Regions from separate parts of the Homo sapiens genome. Here region 1 is linked to region 2. A link is a loop called in an ENCODE intact Hi-C map of the cell type or tissue named here. Cell type or tissue: B cell. All regions are shown on one strand. Each heading gives the region's core, and the rest is flanking DNA. Links, peaks and the distances in the headings are about the cores only.

Region 1 (8,404 bases), core at 1,926-4,425, 73 kb after region 2:
GTATTACTGAATACTTAAGTAGTTTTTAATTTTATTAGGATAAATTCATGGGAGTGGGATTATTAAATAGAATAATATGAACAATTGTATGGCTTATGTTTGCCTTATTGTATTCCCAAAGAGCTGTAACATTTTATAGCATCACCACTTGGGCAGGGGTATTACCTGTTGTTGCTAATTTAGTAAGTAGAAGAGAGAGATCAAAGTTTCTCTAATTTGTGTTTGTGTAATTTATCTGTATACTTTCTTCATTTATATAAATAAATGTCTTCACTTTGGGAGGCTGAGGCGGGCAGATCACCTGAGGTCAGGAGTTCGAGACAAGCCTGGCCAACATGGTAAAACCCCGTCCCTACTAAAAATACAAAAATTAGTTGGATGTGGTGGCTCACATCTGTAGTCCCAGCTACTAGGGAGGCTGAGGCACTAGAATCACTTGAACCCGGGAGGCGGAGGTTGCGGTGAGCTGAGTTCACAGCCTGGGCGACAAGAGTGAAACTCCATCTCAAAAAAAAAAAAAAAAAAAAAACCAGCTTCAGCTTCTGGCCAGGTGTGGTGGCTCATGTCTGTAATCCCAGAACTTTGGGAGGCCAAAGCAGGCAGATCACTTGAGGCCAGGAGTTTGAGACCAGCCTGGCCAACATAACTAAACCCTGTCTCTACTAAAACAAAAAATACAAAAATTAGCCAGGTGTGGTGACACATGCCTGTAATCCCAGCTACTCAGGAGGATGAGGCAGGAGAATAGCTTGAGCCTGGAAGCCGAGATCGAACCACTGCACTCCAGCCTGGGTGACAGAGTGAGACCCTGTCTTAAAAAAAAAAAAAAATCCAGCTTCACACATTGTTGGTGTGAGCATAAACTGGTACAACTTCTTTGGAAGGAGATTCTGAAATAGCTATCAAAAATTAGAAATGAGGAAGAAAAAAAAATCCTTTGACCCAGGAACTCTAGTTTTGAGAATTTATCCTAGACATAAGCTGGAATCTGAGTAAAGATATTTGCTCAAAGTTATTTCTTTTGACATTATTAATAGTAGCAAAAGATGAGAAACAATGTTTCCCACTCAATGGGAGAGTGTTTGTTATATTACAGAACTTCCACAGAAGAATGCTACACAGCCATTTTTTTAAATGAGGTAGATTTTTATGGGCTCTGACATTAAGCAATTTACAAGTTGTAGCACTGGGGACATAAAAGTCTGTAGGTGACATACCCACTTGTGTAAAAAGAATGGAGGATGATATCCAGAGTTAGAGATTGAGATAGAGACACACACATAGAGACACTACAAAGATCATATCACAAGGAATTTACATAAGAGAACATTAATTGTAATTGTTTCTTGGGTGAAAGTAAGAGAGAAATTAGGTGTTCATTGTATACATTTTGTTACTCTGAATTTTACGATGTTATTTTTCTAGAAAATATTCAAATAAAAAATATTAGGAGAGCCGGGAGTGGTGGTTCATGCCTGTAATTCCAGCACTTTGGGAGGCAGAGACGGGAGGATCATTTAAGTCCAGGAGTTCAAAACCAGCCTAGGCAATATAGTGAGACCTCATCTCTACCAAAAATTATAAAATTGGCCAGACATGGTGGTGCAAGCCTGTCACCCCAGCTACTTAGGAGGTTGAAGTGGGAAAATTGCTTGAGCCCGGGAGGTTGAGGATGCAGCAAGTCAAGATTGTGCCACTGCACTCCAGCCTGGGTTACAGAGTGAGACCCTGTTTCAAAAAAAAAAAAAAGAAAGGAATTTTTAAAAAACATTTTTTTAAAATTTCCTTTCCTTTTTTTTCTCCCAGGTTCAAGTGATTCTCCTGCCTCAGCCTCCTGAGTAGCTGGGATTACAGGCATGAGCTACTGTGCCCGGCCAGAAAAAAATTTTTAAAAAGAAAAATATTTCCAGGTGCAGTGGCTCATGCCTGTAATCCCAGCACTTTGGGAGGCCGAGGCAGGCAGATCACCTGAGGTTAGGAGCTCCAGACCAGCTGGCCAACATGGGGAAACCCGTCTCTACTAAAAATACAAAAATTAGCCAGACGTGGTGGCACATGCCTGTAATCTCAGCTACTCAGAAGGCTGAGACAGGAGAATCGTTTGAACCTGGGGGGCGGAGGTTGCAGTGAGCCAAGATTGCACCACTGCACTCCAGCCTGGGCAACAGAGCAAGACCTCACTTAAAAAAAATTATATATATATATATACACACGTATATATATATACACACGTATATATATGTATATATATACGTGTGTATATATATATACGTGTATATATATGTGTATATATATACAAGTGTATATATATATACGTGTATATATATATATATACGTGTATATATATATATATGAGAGATGCCCAAGGGGGGAAAATAAAGTAAAACTCATGCATAATCCTAATTTATAGAAAATTATACAAAGTAAGACATAAAATCCCCCCGGGCTAATCACTGATAAATATTGCCTTCAAGTGCTTCCAGAATTGTTTCTGGGTTTACCCAAATGTAATTGAATAACATTTTGACTTTAATTTATGGATTTTTATACACTTTTCCTCTCCCCACTGTCTTTCCCCCAGCCAAGCAAGCAGAAAGTCAACTTTGAAAGTCCTAGTCTCTGAGGGGGTTTGTGGCAGGTCTGAAAAGCACAATAATCTCCAAGATGTCTTGGCTTTTGCCCTAAAAATCTAAGCCCATAGGAGAATGCAGAGGGTTTGTGGAAGAGCTAGAAAGAATGGAGGGATGTTTGCAGAAGTAAATGGCACTGAACAAAAGGAAGATGGTCATTTTATATTTTGTAACCGATACGAGATGTATTCCTGTCATTGGTATGTATGATTCCCCAAACACTGTTGCAAGGAACTAAGCAGGAGTGTTAGGATTCTGGGAGGTATTTACAAAATCAAATCTGTAAAGAAGGAGAGAGGGATAGAGGAGGAAGAGAGGGGTAGAGGAGAAGAAGGAAGAGGAAAGGAGAATTTAAAACCCAGCTAGTATGCCAAAAATGAGCTAAACTGAGGAGCTGAGTAATAAAACGATCAGATAAGAAAAAGAAAGTTCTGAACGAGATGAGACACAGCTTCCATTTAGTGCAAAGGACATGAAGAGGCAATTCACATGGCTTATAGACACGGGAGAAACCACTCGATCTCACACACAATTAAGGAGATGCACATTGAAACAATAATGAGATACCATTGTCTCCTATGGGACTGGCAAACAGGAGGTGGAGTCTGGCCTGTGAGCACCTCTGTGCACATCAGAAAGCAGCACCCCCTTCTGGGAGGATGTGCCTCGTGCCGGTGACCCGGGCGAGTTCTGGATTTCAGTCCTACTCCCTCGCAGCCTGGGTTTCCAAACAAGCTTAGAACCCTCTGCCAAATTATTAAAGGGTTGAGAGTTTAGAAGGAGATGTTTAGAAGGAGACAGAAAAACACTCTCCCACTCCTCAGAAAACGTTTTCTTGTTTTAACTCTGGCGTTCACACTATAATTCTAAATAATATGATTGTGCTTCTGTGTTTTGATTGATCAACTTAAAACCATATTGTCTCCATTGAAAAGAGCGAAATTTAGTTCAGCCTTATTATCCCCTTTTCCCTTGTTTCTACATCAGTTTTGTTTGATATTATTGTGGGTAAATTCCTGCGGTCACTGAATAAATATTTATTGAGAACCTCCACCTCTTTTCTGGGTGCTGGTTGTTCTAATGACTTTATTATTTATAACTTTTTAATTGCCTGCATGGCTTTAAATAATATACTTAATCATTTATTTTTTCTATTCTTATTCATATAAATTCAGGGTTTTTTTTGTTTTGTGCTTTTGCAAGTAATAGAAACTAACTACGACTGGCTTAAAAGGCATTGTAAAAAGAAAGATTATGGGATGGATACTGGGTATATTAACAGAATCCAAGGAAGGGCTGAACAACCAGGGCTTAGCAGGGCCAGCAACCAGGGCAGCTGCAGAAACTCAGCAGCAGGAATGTGCAAACTTCCTCCTAAGGGGCCACTTTTACATCTCTCATGTCAAAACCCTAAGCTCTGCTTCAGCTAGGGGTATAAGGTCATGTGGTATAGATACGGCTGCTGCTGCTGAGACCATTGCACAAAAAGGCAGATTAATTTTTTATTTGTTTTTTAGAGACAAGGTCTGGCTTTGTTGCCCAGGCTGGAGGGCAGTGGCATGATCATAGCTCACTGCAGCCTCAAACTACAGGACTCGAGTGATCCTCCCAATTCAGCCTCCCAAGTAGCCGAGACTACAGGCGTGCACCACCATGTCTGGCTAATTTTTTAATTTTTTTTTTTTTTTTTTTTAGAGACAGGGTCTTTCTATGTTACCCAGGCTGGTCTCAAACTCTTGGACTCAAGAGATCCTCCTGCCTTGGCTTCCCAAAGTGCTGGGGTTACAGGCTTGAACCACCGCACCCGGCAAGATTAATTATTGGATGACCATCTCTAGAATTGTGCCTATGACACAAATGTTCGTTGTTTTTTCATCAGAAGCTTGCTGAGTGAGAATGGGTTCAGGATCTGTTTGGAGAAAAAGCAGATAACACATCTCCCATCACATCCATGACAGAGTCCCTCTCTGGAAATCAGACTGCCTGTACCCCTGGTGTTTGGCTCTCTCTCCCTCAGAAAACATGGAAGTTTATTTGCACTCAATCGTCTGGGTCGATCCTCTCTCTCTCTCTTTTTTTTTTTTTTTTTTTTTTGTTTTTTGTTTTTTGTTTTTTTGTTTTTAATGTGGTCTTTGCTTTGGTAGACCAAACCTACAGACAATCTCTACAGAGGGAACTGCCAGAAAGTCCACCTCCTGGCCAGGCACAGTGGCTCACACCTGTAATCCCAACACTTTGGGAGGCCGAGGTGGGTGGATCATGAGGTCAGGAGTTCGAGACCAGCCTGGCCAACATGGTGAAATCCCGTCTCTACTAAAAAGACAAAAATTAGCCACGTGTGGTGGCAGACGCCTGTAATCCCAGCTGCTTGGGAGGCTGAGGCAGGAGAATCGCTTTAACCCAGGAGACCGAGGTTGCAGTGAGCCAAGATAGCGCCACTGCACTCTAGCCTGGGGGACAGAGCAAGACTCCGTCAGAAAGAAAGAAAGAAAGATAGAAAGAGAGAAAGAGAGAAAGGAAAGAAGGAAAGAAGGGAAGGGAAGGGAAGGGGGGGGGAGGGGAGGGGAGGGAAGACGGGAGGGGAGGGGAGGGGAGGGGAGGGGAGGGGAGGGGAGGGGAGGGAAGGGAAGGGAAGGGAAGGGAAGGGAAGGGAAGGGAAGGGAAGGGAAAAGTCCACCTCCTGCCTTGTGTGTTATTTTCCTGCCTGTGCACGAAAGCCCAGGTCTGCCCCCTGGTGGAAGCCACCAGACAACCTCAAGGAGGAAATTACTGCACTGCCCAGAAGGCGAAATGCCAGTTTCAGAGAGATACATGCCAATGCTTAGCCTAGAGCCTGGCACAGGCTAAGCACTATATACAGGGGTTCGCTCAAAAAAGAAAATAGATAGATCCTGTTCGTTTAAATGCATTGGCCTTAGGGTCACACCTACCTGAGTTCAAATTCCAGCTCTGCTACCTACGAGTTTTGAAACTTTGACATGTGTTTGGGTTTCTTAGGGCTGCCTTAACAAAGTCACACAAACTGGGTGGTTTTTAAAAAATGAGCTGAGCCAGTCGGTCGCTGTGGTTCACGCCTGTAATCCCAGTACTTTGGGAGGCCAAAGCAGGCCAATCACTTGAGATCGGGAGTTCAAAACCAGCCTGGCCAATGTGGAGAAACTTGATCTCTACTAAAAATACAAAAATTAGCCAGGCGTCGTGGAGGGCACCTGGAATCTCAGCTACTTGAGAGGCTGAGGCAGGAGAATCGCTTGAGCCCAGGAGGCAGAGGTGGCAGTGGGCTGAGATTGCACCACTGCACTCCAGCCTGGGCGACAGAGGGAGACCCCATTTCAAAAAAAAAAAAAAGAGCTAGGCACAGTGGCTCACACCTGTAATCCCAGTGCTTTGGGAATTGGAGGCAGGAGGATCACTTGAGCCCAGGAATTCAAGACCAGCCTGGGCAACATAGCAAGACCCTATCTCTACAAAATAAATAAATAAATAAATAATAAAGTATGTTTCAGTTTTGGAGGCAAGAAATCTGAAATCAAGGTGTCGGCCAGGCCATGCCTTCTCTGAAACCTGCAGGGGACTCCTTTGCTTCTTCCCAGTTTCTGGTGGTTTCCAGCAATCTCTCCATGGCTGCAGATGTATCACTCCAATCTTCCATCTTCACATGGCCTTCTTTCTGTGTCTCTTATGACATCTTCCTCCTATGCCTGTCTATTTTGTGTCCACATCGCCCCTTTTTATAAGCACACCAGTTGTATTGGATTATGGCCCACCTTACTCCTGTACAGCCTCATCTTAACTAATTACCTCAATGACTCTATTTCCAAATTAAGCTCACATCTGGGGTACTGGAGGATAAGAAGGACATCAACATATCTTTTTCTGGGCACACAATGCAATTCAACAGCATAGTCTTTCACCTCCTAAGCCTTCATTTAGTCAAGTGTAAAATGAAAATAATTATAGCCAGCTCATAGGATTGAAATTTTCTGACATAGAAAGACATTTGAGGCCAGGCACGGTGGCTCATACCTGTAATCCCAGCACTTTGGGAGGCCAATGCAGGCAGATCATGAGGTCAGGAGTTTGAGACCAGCCTGGTCAACATGGCAAAAGCCAGTCTCTACTAAAAATACAAAAATTAGCAGGGTGCCGTGGTACACACCTGTAGTCCCAGCTACTTGGGAGGCTGAGGCATGAGAACCGCTTGAGCCCAGGAGGCGGAGGTTGCAGTGAGCCAAGATTGCACCACTGCACTCCAGCCTGGAAGACAGAACGAGACTCCGTCTCAAAAAAAAAAAAAAAAAAAAAAAAAAGACATTTGAGATATGTCACTCAGACTAATAGGAAGTTTCAGAGTAAAATACATGCCATGAAATGCCAGTACAGAGTCCATTTCCCAATGTGTTTGGATATGGACAAAAAATTTCTGGAAGGGTATACAAGAAATGTATGAGTGTTATCTCTGGGGAATTGCAGCGGTGAGATTGGAGGGAAAGGGGAGGAAGGGCTTGGTCTTTCCCCTTAGGCCCCTTTGGTTCTGCTTGAATTGCTTTTACAGAGACACATTTTATTTTCATAATTTAATAAAAAGAAAAGGAAATAAACCACAATAACGTCTGCCTCATTGGGTTGTTGTGAGGATGAAATAAATGTGGAATGGAAGCCACGCAGCACAATAAGTGCTTGGTGAGTGGTGACGGTGGGCATTCTCATGGCAATTTTCACTGAAACATCAATTTTAGTAGAGAGAAACTGGAAACAACCTAATTGTCCAACTAATGGAAAAGATTTATTCAGGAAATTATAGTACATGCACTTCATATATTAGTAAGCGGCATTAAAAATGATATTGGCCAAAAGTCTGTAATAATAATAAGCAAAACTGTTCACAATATAATGGAAATGGGAAAGTAAAAAGAAAACAGAACACAAAATATCAAGCTTTGTAGCATGGTTTGTTTTTGTTTTTGTTTTTCATTTTTTATTCCTGTTGCCCAGGCTGGAGTGCAATGGCACGATCTCGGCTCACTGCAACCTCCACCTTCTGGGTTCAAGCGATTCTCCTGCCTCAGCCTCCTGAGTAGCTGGGATTACAGGCATGTGCCACCACACCCAGCTAATATTTGTATTTTCAGCAGAGATGGGTTTCACTATGGTGGCCAGGCTGGTCTTGAACTCCCAGCCTCAAGTGATCTGCCCACCTCAACCCCCCAAAGAACTGGGATTACAGGCTTGAGCCATGGCACCCAGCCTATGGCTTTAAAAATAATGTAAAATAAACATAATCAATAAAGGAAGCGGCTTTGTTAGTGTAGCAGAAATATGAGCGATTTATTTTTCTTCTTTTTTTTCTTGTACTTGTACTTTCTACATTTTCTTTAAGGACATGCCCTACTTTTACAATGAGAGAAAATTATTATTGGAAGGAAAAAAAGATTAAATGTGACATTATTTCCCCTTTAGAAATATTTCGTATCCTGGTGAACAATTACCCTCCCACTTTACAGAAATCCTCATTTCCAGAGATATCACTTCTGAGAAGCAACGTTTTCAAATCTGCAAGGATCATCCCTCGAGCCACTACACCTTTCCCAACATTTCCTTCTTTCCTCTAGTTCTTCCAACTCTATTTTAAACTGTTAAGGTCACACACAGTGGCTCACACCTGTAATACCAACACTTCGGGAAACTGAGGCAGGAGAATTGCTTGAACTCAGGAGTTCAAGACCAGCCTAAGCAACACAGCAAGACCCTGTCTCTACCCAAAAAAAAAAAAA
Region 2 (8,404 bases), core at 2,752-5,251:
ACTTCTAGAAGTCTGCTCTCAGGACATAATTAGGAATGCCAGCAAAAGGTGTTTCATCAGAGCACTGCTTGTAACAGTGAGAAATGGAAAATACCCCCATGACCATCCGGAGGGCACCTGTTAAAGATCGTCAAGCCAAGCAGTGGAGACTACAGAACCATACAAAAAAAAAGATCGTAAAATGTGAATTGAAAAGCAGATAGTCTCTTATGTCATCTTGACCCCATTTGTGTGTGTTTGAGGAGACAGAGACAGAGAGACATGGGTAGATAGCAAGGTATTAACATTTCTGCTTGATAAGATTATTTTCTTTCTCTGCATCTTGTTGTAATGTTCTATAATGAAGATGTATTGCTTCTGAAATAAGAAAAAAAAATGTTTTAGCGAAGAAAATATGGCAGGAAAAAATATTCAGAAGGAAACCCTAGGGGATCCCAGAGAAAATTCTAGTACCCTACTTCATTTTCTAAGAGTAAAATTATAGCACAGAAAGAACCCCCAGTAACAAATAGAAAATACAAAGCTTGAGTTATATAATTCAGAAAGGCCTGCAGAGGCTGTCAGACACCCACAGAGACCCAAACAGACCTTTTGGAGCTCAAACCAGGGCAGAGAAAATACACAAAAACTAATAGAACCCATCCCGGGATTAAAAATTAAACGTGCAGAATCACAGAGACAAAGGCATATGTGAGAAGGAGGGGGAGAAGGAGGCAGGAAGCAATGTTCACTCCTCTTTCAGGTGCTAGTGTGGGCCTTGTGTGTGTGGTGGGGGGATTCTCAAAGCTCATTTTCCCCACTGTTCTAGGGAGCCCCTATAATTAAGCTAATACTAGGAGGAAAGAGCCCTTCTATTTAGCTGTCATCTGTGTGAGCACAAGAGGTGAGTCAGGCATCTCCTGCAGCAGAATGGAAAAGACCCAGGAGCCTGCCAGCTGACCTAGCTTCTACCATGCTGCCTGGCTTAGGGGTGGGGATTCGATTCCCCCAGAGTACTACTGAGTCTAAGGACAAATAATATTAATACACTTTCAGAGCATGTCTTGTGTACCAGGAACTTTCCTAAACACTATAAACATACTCACTCGATTTTCACAACAATCCTATGAGATCGGTGTTTTTATTAATCCCATTTTGCAGACAAGAAAACTGAGGCACAGAGAGGTTAAGACTTGCCCAAGGTCACAGAGTTTAAAAAACAGCAGAGCTAGGATTCGAACTCAGGAAGCTATGGCCCAAGAGCCTATGCTCTGAACTACTATGCTGCTGTCTTAGAAAGCTAAAGGACCAGGGCACCGGGCTCAGTGGCTCACGCCTATAATCCCAACACTTTGAAAGGTCGAGGCGGGCGGATCACTTGAGGTCAGGAGCTCGAGACCAGCCTAGCCAACATGGTGAAACCCCGTCTCTACTAAAAATACAAAACTTAGCCAGGCATGGTGGTGCATGCCTGTAATCCCAGCTACTCGGGAGGCCTAGGCTGGAGAATCACTTGAACTGGGGAGGCGGAGGTTGCAGTGAGCTGAGATCATGCTTCTGCACTCCTGGCAACAGTGGGGCTCCGTCTCAAAAAAAAAAAAAAAAAAAAAAAAAAAAAAAAAAAAGGATAGCTAAAGGACCAACAACAAAGGTTTATTCCCAGATTACTATGACATCTGTTTGCAGGAGATTCATGTCAAGGAGAAGGTGCCTGGAAAACCTCAAGGTTGAGTATTGCTGAACTTCATCCTAGGCTATGAAAACAGCCCAGACTTACTAAAGAAAACCACTTTCCCACTCCCATATCTCCTACTGCTTCAGTGCCCAGCTCTCAGCATTCTCTACTTCCTGTGTGCCCACAAAACATGAAAACCAGCTCTCAGCAGGAGCTACACTGCACTCAACCACTACACTGCCTCTTTTTTTTTTTGAGATGGAGTCTCATTCTGTCGCCCAGGCTGGAGTGCAGTGACACGCTCTCAGCTCACTGCAACCTCCGCGTCCCAAGTTCAAGTGATTCTCCTGCCTCAACCTCCTGAGTAGCTGGGATTACAGGCGCGTGCCACCACGCCCCACTGATTTTTTTGTATTTTTAGTAGAGACGGGGTTTCACCATGTTGGCCAGCCTGGTCTTGAACTCCTAACCTCAAGTAATCCACCCACCCCAGCCTCCCAAAGTGCTAGGATTACAGCATGAACCACCACCACACCCAGCCAACACTACATTGCCTCTTAAGGACGCAGGCTGTGCACCCAGAATGACAAAGCCTCCTCTACACTCCCTGGCTGCAAGACCTGCAGAGAGCTGTTTACCTCCATTCCCCCATCTGTTAACTAGAGCTAATAACAGGGGTTATAGTCAATCCTCATTATTTGCAAATTCACCTCTTGCTAAAATTTATTTATAACCGCCAAATCCATACTCAAGGTTCTTTCATGATCACTCACGGACATGTACGGAGTGGCAAAATATTTGAGTCAGCCAACATGTGTTCCCAGCTGAGGATGAACAAAACCATGTTCTACCTTCAGACTTCAGCTCTCATGCTGTAAACAAGCATTCTCTCTGTGGTATATTAGCAGCATGCTTTTTCCCATTTTTCTGCTTTTTGAGGGTGACGTTGCTGTAAAATGGTCCCATAGGGTAATGGTGAAGTGCTATCTGGTGTTCCTAAGTGCAAGGAGTCCGAGATGTGTCATGCGTGTGTTATATAAGCTTTGATCAGGCACGAGTTGGAGTGCTGTTGGCAGTGAGTTAGATGTTAATGAGTCAACAATATATATTAAGGTGTCTTTAAACAGAAACACACACAGAATAAGCTTACGGGTTGATCAGTGGATGAAAATGCTGTGACCAAAGGCTCACAGGAACCCAACTTTGTATTTCACCTAGGAACAATGGTTCAGTGTTTATTAATTCAGTGTTTGCAGTGACTTTACAGAACATAACTACTGTGAATGACAAGAAGTGACAGGCCGGGTGCGGTGGCTCACGCCTGTAATTACAGCACTTTGGGAGGCCCAGGTGGGTGGATCACCTGAGGTCAGGAGTTCAAGACCGGCCTGGCCAACGTGGTGAAACCCCATCTCTACTAAAAATGCAAAAATTAGCCAGGAGTGGTGGTGCATGCCTGTAGTCCCAACTACTCAGGAGGCTGAGGCATGAGAATCACCTGACCCTGGGAGGCGGAGGTTGCGGTGAGCCGAGATCATGCCACTGCACTCCAGTGTGGATGACGGAGTGAGACTCTGTTTTGAAAAAAAGGAAAAAAAAAAAAAGAAGTGACTGCACCTCAGAGTACTGTCAGTCTTAAATAAGCTGATACCACTAAGGCACTTAGGATACTGCTTTGACACATACTAAGTGTGATGTAGCCATTCTCCATTACCATTTACACAGATTTTTAGCTTAAAGACTGAAATGAAATCAGTGAGAACATGGGGACTCACACAGAACAACTAACTTTCCTGAGTTGAGTGGCCCAGACAAATGCACAGAAAGAGAGTTTTGACAGTGCGGCATGCCATTGGTGATGAGCTCAGAGTGAATAAGTGGCTTCAGGTTGAGGCCGACTTTTGGGAACACCCATGGGCTTTACCTGCTCAGAATCTACTCTTGGGGAGTCTTATATGGGATTGTAGAGGGGTCAACAAGTCAGAGATGGTCGTGTGACTCAAGGCAGGACAATCAGAAGCTCCTTCCCCAGACTTAGCACCTTTTTAAGAAAAGATTCTCTCTATTCTCTCTAAAATTTAGCATTTGTTTTTTAAGAGACAGGGTCTCCCTCTGCTGCCCAGGCTGGGGTGCAGCAGTGCCATCATAGCTCACTGCAGTCTTGAGCTCCTGGGCTTAAGTGATCCTTCTGCCTCAGCCTCCACATAGCTGGGACTACAGGCACTGTGCCTGGCTACTGTTTTTTTTTAAGGACAGGGTCTCACTATGTTACCCAGGTGGGAAATTTGCATCTTTTACAGAGTTATTCACCCCATCTCTGGTGTCCTGAAGGAAACAGTCATTAGTCCCTGCTTCCTAGATCCCTAGAATTCATTTGGTTTCAGGACTTTCTAAAGCCTGGTTCTTCATCTTTTCCTTCACATCTCTGTCCATCCCTCCCCCCCCATATCCTTCTAACAAATTCTTTTTTGCTTACATTAATCAGAGTTCATTTATGTTACTTGCAACCAAAGGATTCTAACTAAAGGATTTTCAAAGGATATGTTTCCTTCATCCACCCTTCCCTGTCACTTAGGTCTCAGAAAAAAAGAAAATTCCAGTGTTAACCACTTTCTCCAGCTGAACATTGTTTTGAGTAGTGGTATTTTGAAGGGACAGAGCAGAACAAATACATCAGTGAAGCACTCAGATGTCCTTAAATTAGTTCAACTCTTCTGGCCCAGATGAATTGCATTCCAGGGCTCCAAGAGATCTCACCAGTGAGATCACCAAACCACACTGCCTAGGATCCCAGAAGAATCCTGGAGAAAGAGAAACGCAGAGAGGTACGCAAATGTCATTTTTTTTTTTCAAAAAGAAAAAGAAACCGTGGCTTCTGCAGACAAAAGAACCAGCATAAGGAGATGGAGACATATCGGACTAACCCCATTTCCTTTTTAGTGTGTGTTTTGTTTTGTCCTTGGACAGTTGCTAATCTGGTGGACGGGGGAAGTGTGATGTGGAATATATCCCTGGAGTTTAACAAAGCATTCCTCAATGTTGCCTGTGATAGTCTTTTGGGAATGACGGAAAATATGCTGTCTTCTCAGAGTTTGGTGGATTAGTGACAAGTTAAACTTCCACAGCCACATGGTACTACTTAATACAATTTGTCTTTGTGGCACTTACAAGTAAAATTACGTATATAATTGTTCCATATCTGGCTTCCCTGGTAGGCTGTGGGATCTGTGAGTGAGTGGTTGGAATCTGTCTTGGTCACCATTATATCCCACACCTCGCATTGTGCAGAGCACATAGACAGGGGTCCAAAAAATGACTGCATGCGTGTGTAAATGAGTTGATCAATCAATGAATATATGTCAACCTTAAAGGGACCTCTAAAAGAGTGGCAAACATAAACGCCTATGGGGCCCGGCCAGTCACATAAAATGAGGCATATAGCATGACTAGGGGAGCCCATATCCACCCCAAAAAGTCAGCTACTTCTCAGTTCTAGCCCTGGTGCCATGAAGGAATGCAGACTTGGGCTGTCAGTTACGACACTTTTTCAAAAGATACCTAATACTGGTATTTCGTTATGAAATATCCTACTTTTAAATATGGGTCATGCATATATATATATGATATACACACATATATGTGTGATATACACACATATATGTGTGATATACATACATATATGTGTGATATACATACATATATATGTGTGATATACATACATATATATGTGTGATATACATACATATATGTGTGTGATATACATACATATATATGTGTGATATACATACATATATGTGTGATATACATACATATATGTGTGTGATATACATACATATGTGTGTGATATACATATGTGTTTGATATACACATGTGTGTGATATACATACATATGTGTGTGATATACACATATGTGTGTGATATACATCATATATATATATATATATATATATATCTTTTTAGTTGAAGCAAAACATGTCTAGGAAGGGAAATTCAATCCTTGGACACCCGCTGGTAAGCTCTGCTAAAAAGGGTCCCTGGGTCTTCCTCCTCAGTCTTGTCTCATCCAGTATTTTTTTTATCATAAGACACAGAGAGGCTGGGCATGGTGGTTCACGCTTGTAATCCCAGCACTTTGGGAGACTGAGCTGGGAGGATTACTTGAGCTCAGGAGTTCAAGACCAGCCTGGGCAACATAGTGAGACCTCATCTCTACTAAAATTCAAAAAAATTAGCCAGGTGTGGTGGCACGTGCTTGTAGTCCCAACCACTTGTGGGGGCTGAGGCAGGAGGATCGCTTAAGCCCAGGAAGTCGAGGTTGCATTGAGTCCTGATCGTGCTACCACACTCCAGCCTGGGCAACAGAGCAAGACCCCGTCTCAAAAAAAAAAAAAAAAAGGACATAGAGAAAGGATCAAATGAGTTGAATTCAAAAACAACACATGGCTGAAAAGATGGGTGATCAGGCTGGAAGACAGATGTAGGACCTTAAACATAAGTAACAGAATGGATTTAACATGAGCAAGTATTAAGGTCCAGAAACCCAATTTACAAGTCCAGGAACACAAGTTAGATTAAGAGGTTTTCAGATTAAGTATTTGTGAATCACTTAAGGATTTCATCAGATGAAAAGCTCAGTGAGTCAGCAGTCTGAGAGGGCTGCCAAAATAGTTGATGATTTTAGATTAATTGAAGTGCATTATCTACATCAGTGATTACACATTGGTGGCCCACATTTTGTTTGGCCTGCAAGTTGGTTTTTAGTTTTTTAAAAATAATGAACTTACCAACACTTCACAATTAGGAAAGCTCCCATAAATATACTCATTTCCTGCCTCTCTTGGGGCAAAACAAAAAAAAAAAAAAAGAGAGAAGAATCTGGTGATGCTAGGCCTGTGTGGGTACACCAAAAAATAAGTATGTTTCAAAATATTACATACTTATTTGTATGCTTATAAAAACTCTTAAGGTTTCATTTACAGGCATTTCTTATATCTAGGACGTTTCACACATCTAAGACAGTTGCCTGGCCCCTGTAGGAATTTGAATTTGTAACCCCAAATCTAGAACATGAGATGTGATGGTTCATCTCTACTCAGTGATAGGCAGAATCTAGCTGACACGTTACATGGGATTTCAGAATTTGTGTTTTATAAGGCACACGGACTAGGTGGAAGTTTGTGGACAGGTGAAAGAACTTTTAGCTCATCCATAGAACAAAATCCTACGCTGCCGTTTTTTCAAATGTCTATCTCTTCTGACACGGAAAGACAGACATTGTTAATGAAATCAGAAAGCTGTACAACTGAATATTTAGCCTAATACTATTTTAGTAAATACATGTGTACGTGGGTGTAGGTGTGTATTTTTTATAAGCATAGACAAGCAATTTTCCCTTCCAACTTTGAAATTCAAGGGTTCTGTGAGATTTCCACATTCTTGACAGCCAAATATAAGATCGGGAAGTGACCGAGTGATTTACAGAGGCAGGAGGCAAGAATCTAGTATCATTAGAGGTAAATGTGCTAAAGGGTATTTTAAAAATAATAATTTTCATGAGACTGAGTAGGAGTGTATATTTGAAAACCTTGAAAAGCAGGATGAAGAGTGGGACCCAGAAGCAGATATACTGACAGTGGCTAATTCTAGCTGACATCTCTTAAGGTCTCAGCTCATGCCTGGCAGACTTTCCTGAAACTGCTCCTCTCACCTGCAAGGGTGGAGCCCAGCTATAGCATCTTCCATGTCCCTATCCACTGGCTTCTGACTCAATGAAGGGCAATCAGATTATCCCAGAAGTTTGGAATTAGACTTAAGAAATGCTATCTGTCCCAGTTGGGAAGTAAGTGTGAAGTATGGCCAGAAAGCACATGGTTGACCCATTGCAAACACAGGCCAAGAAAGACCATCAACAGAAAAAGGAGAAAGTCAGACCTGCAGGAACCAAAGAAGAACCAGAAAACCCATGGTCCAAAAACAAAGAGAAGCTGAAATCGCACAGCTGCCTGCATTCCCGATAAGTCTTCCATTTTTCTTTTTTTCTTTTTTCTCTCTTTTTTTTTTTTGACAGAGTTTCACTCCATCGCCCAGGCTGGAGTGCAATGGCACGATTTCGGCTCACTGCAACCTCCACCTCCCAGGCTCAAGCAATTCTCCTGCCTCAGTCTCCTCCCAAGTAGCTGGGATTACAGGCGCCCACCACCACACTCAGCTAACTTTTTTTTTCTTTTTTTTTTTTTTTTTTTTGTGTGTGTGTGTGTGTGTGTTTTTAGTAGAGACGGGGTTTAGCCACGTTGGCCAGCCTGGTCTTGGACTCCTGACCTCAGTTGATCCACCCACCTCGACCTCCCAAAATGCTGGGATTACAGGCATCCGCTACCACACCCAGCTAATTTTTTTTTTATTTTTTATTTTATTTTTAGTAGAGTCGGGGTTTCACCATGTTGGTCAGGCTGGTCTTGAACTCCTAACCTCAGATGATCTGCCCGCCTCGACCTCCCAAAGTGCTGGGATTACAGGCATGAGACACCACGCCGGGCCAAGTCTTCCGTTTTTCTAACCAGTTGCTCCTGAAGCCCAGCTGAAGTTCCTGCTCTTCAATCACACATGATAACCTCCAATAATAATAATAATAATAATGGCAGCAGGAGCTCCTACTCAGAGATGCTCACCATCTGCTCAGCAATCAGTGCTTTCCATACACAAAATTTAGTTTTCCTGACAACCCTGTGAGGTAGTTCATATTTTTACACT

Evidence for each region. Peaks named below come from ENCODE experiments on the same cell type or tissue, not always from the same donor. Only the 100,000 strongest peaks of a DNase experiment are listed, where the experiment ranks them.
Region 1: it touches region 2 in a loop (4-fold over the local background); 11 of 110 quality-filtered maps call a loop at or near these places.

Annotation. Positions count from the first base shown.
Region 1 is chr16:23,798,560-23,806,963 of GRCh38, reverse strand. No RefSeq gene overlaps it. Among named protein-coding and RNA genes, the nearest start is that of PRKCB, 33 kb to the left of the region's middle. RefSeq lists a cis regulatory region at 3,060-3,466. In B cell, for the core only: CTCF peaks have their summits at 3,055 and 3,270 (motif pointing left); a DNase peak (open chromatin) is centred at 3,263; H3K4me3 peaks cover 611 bases.
Region 2 is chr16:23,872,683-23,881,086 of GRCh38, reverse strand. The region is part of intron 2 of PRKCB (protein kinase C beta); the gene reads right to left. Among named protein-coding and RNA genes, the nearest start is that of PRKCB, 41 kb to the right of the region's middle. In B cell, for the core only: a CTCF peak has its summit at 3,774 (motif pointing left); DNase peaks (open chromatin) are centred at 3,250 and 3,766; H3K27ac peaks cover 2,369 bases.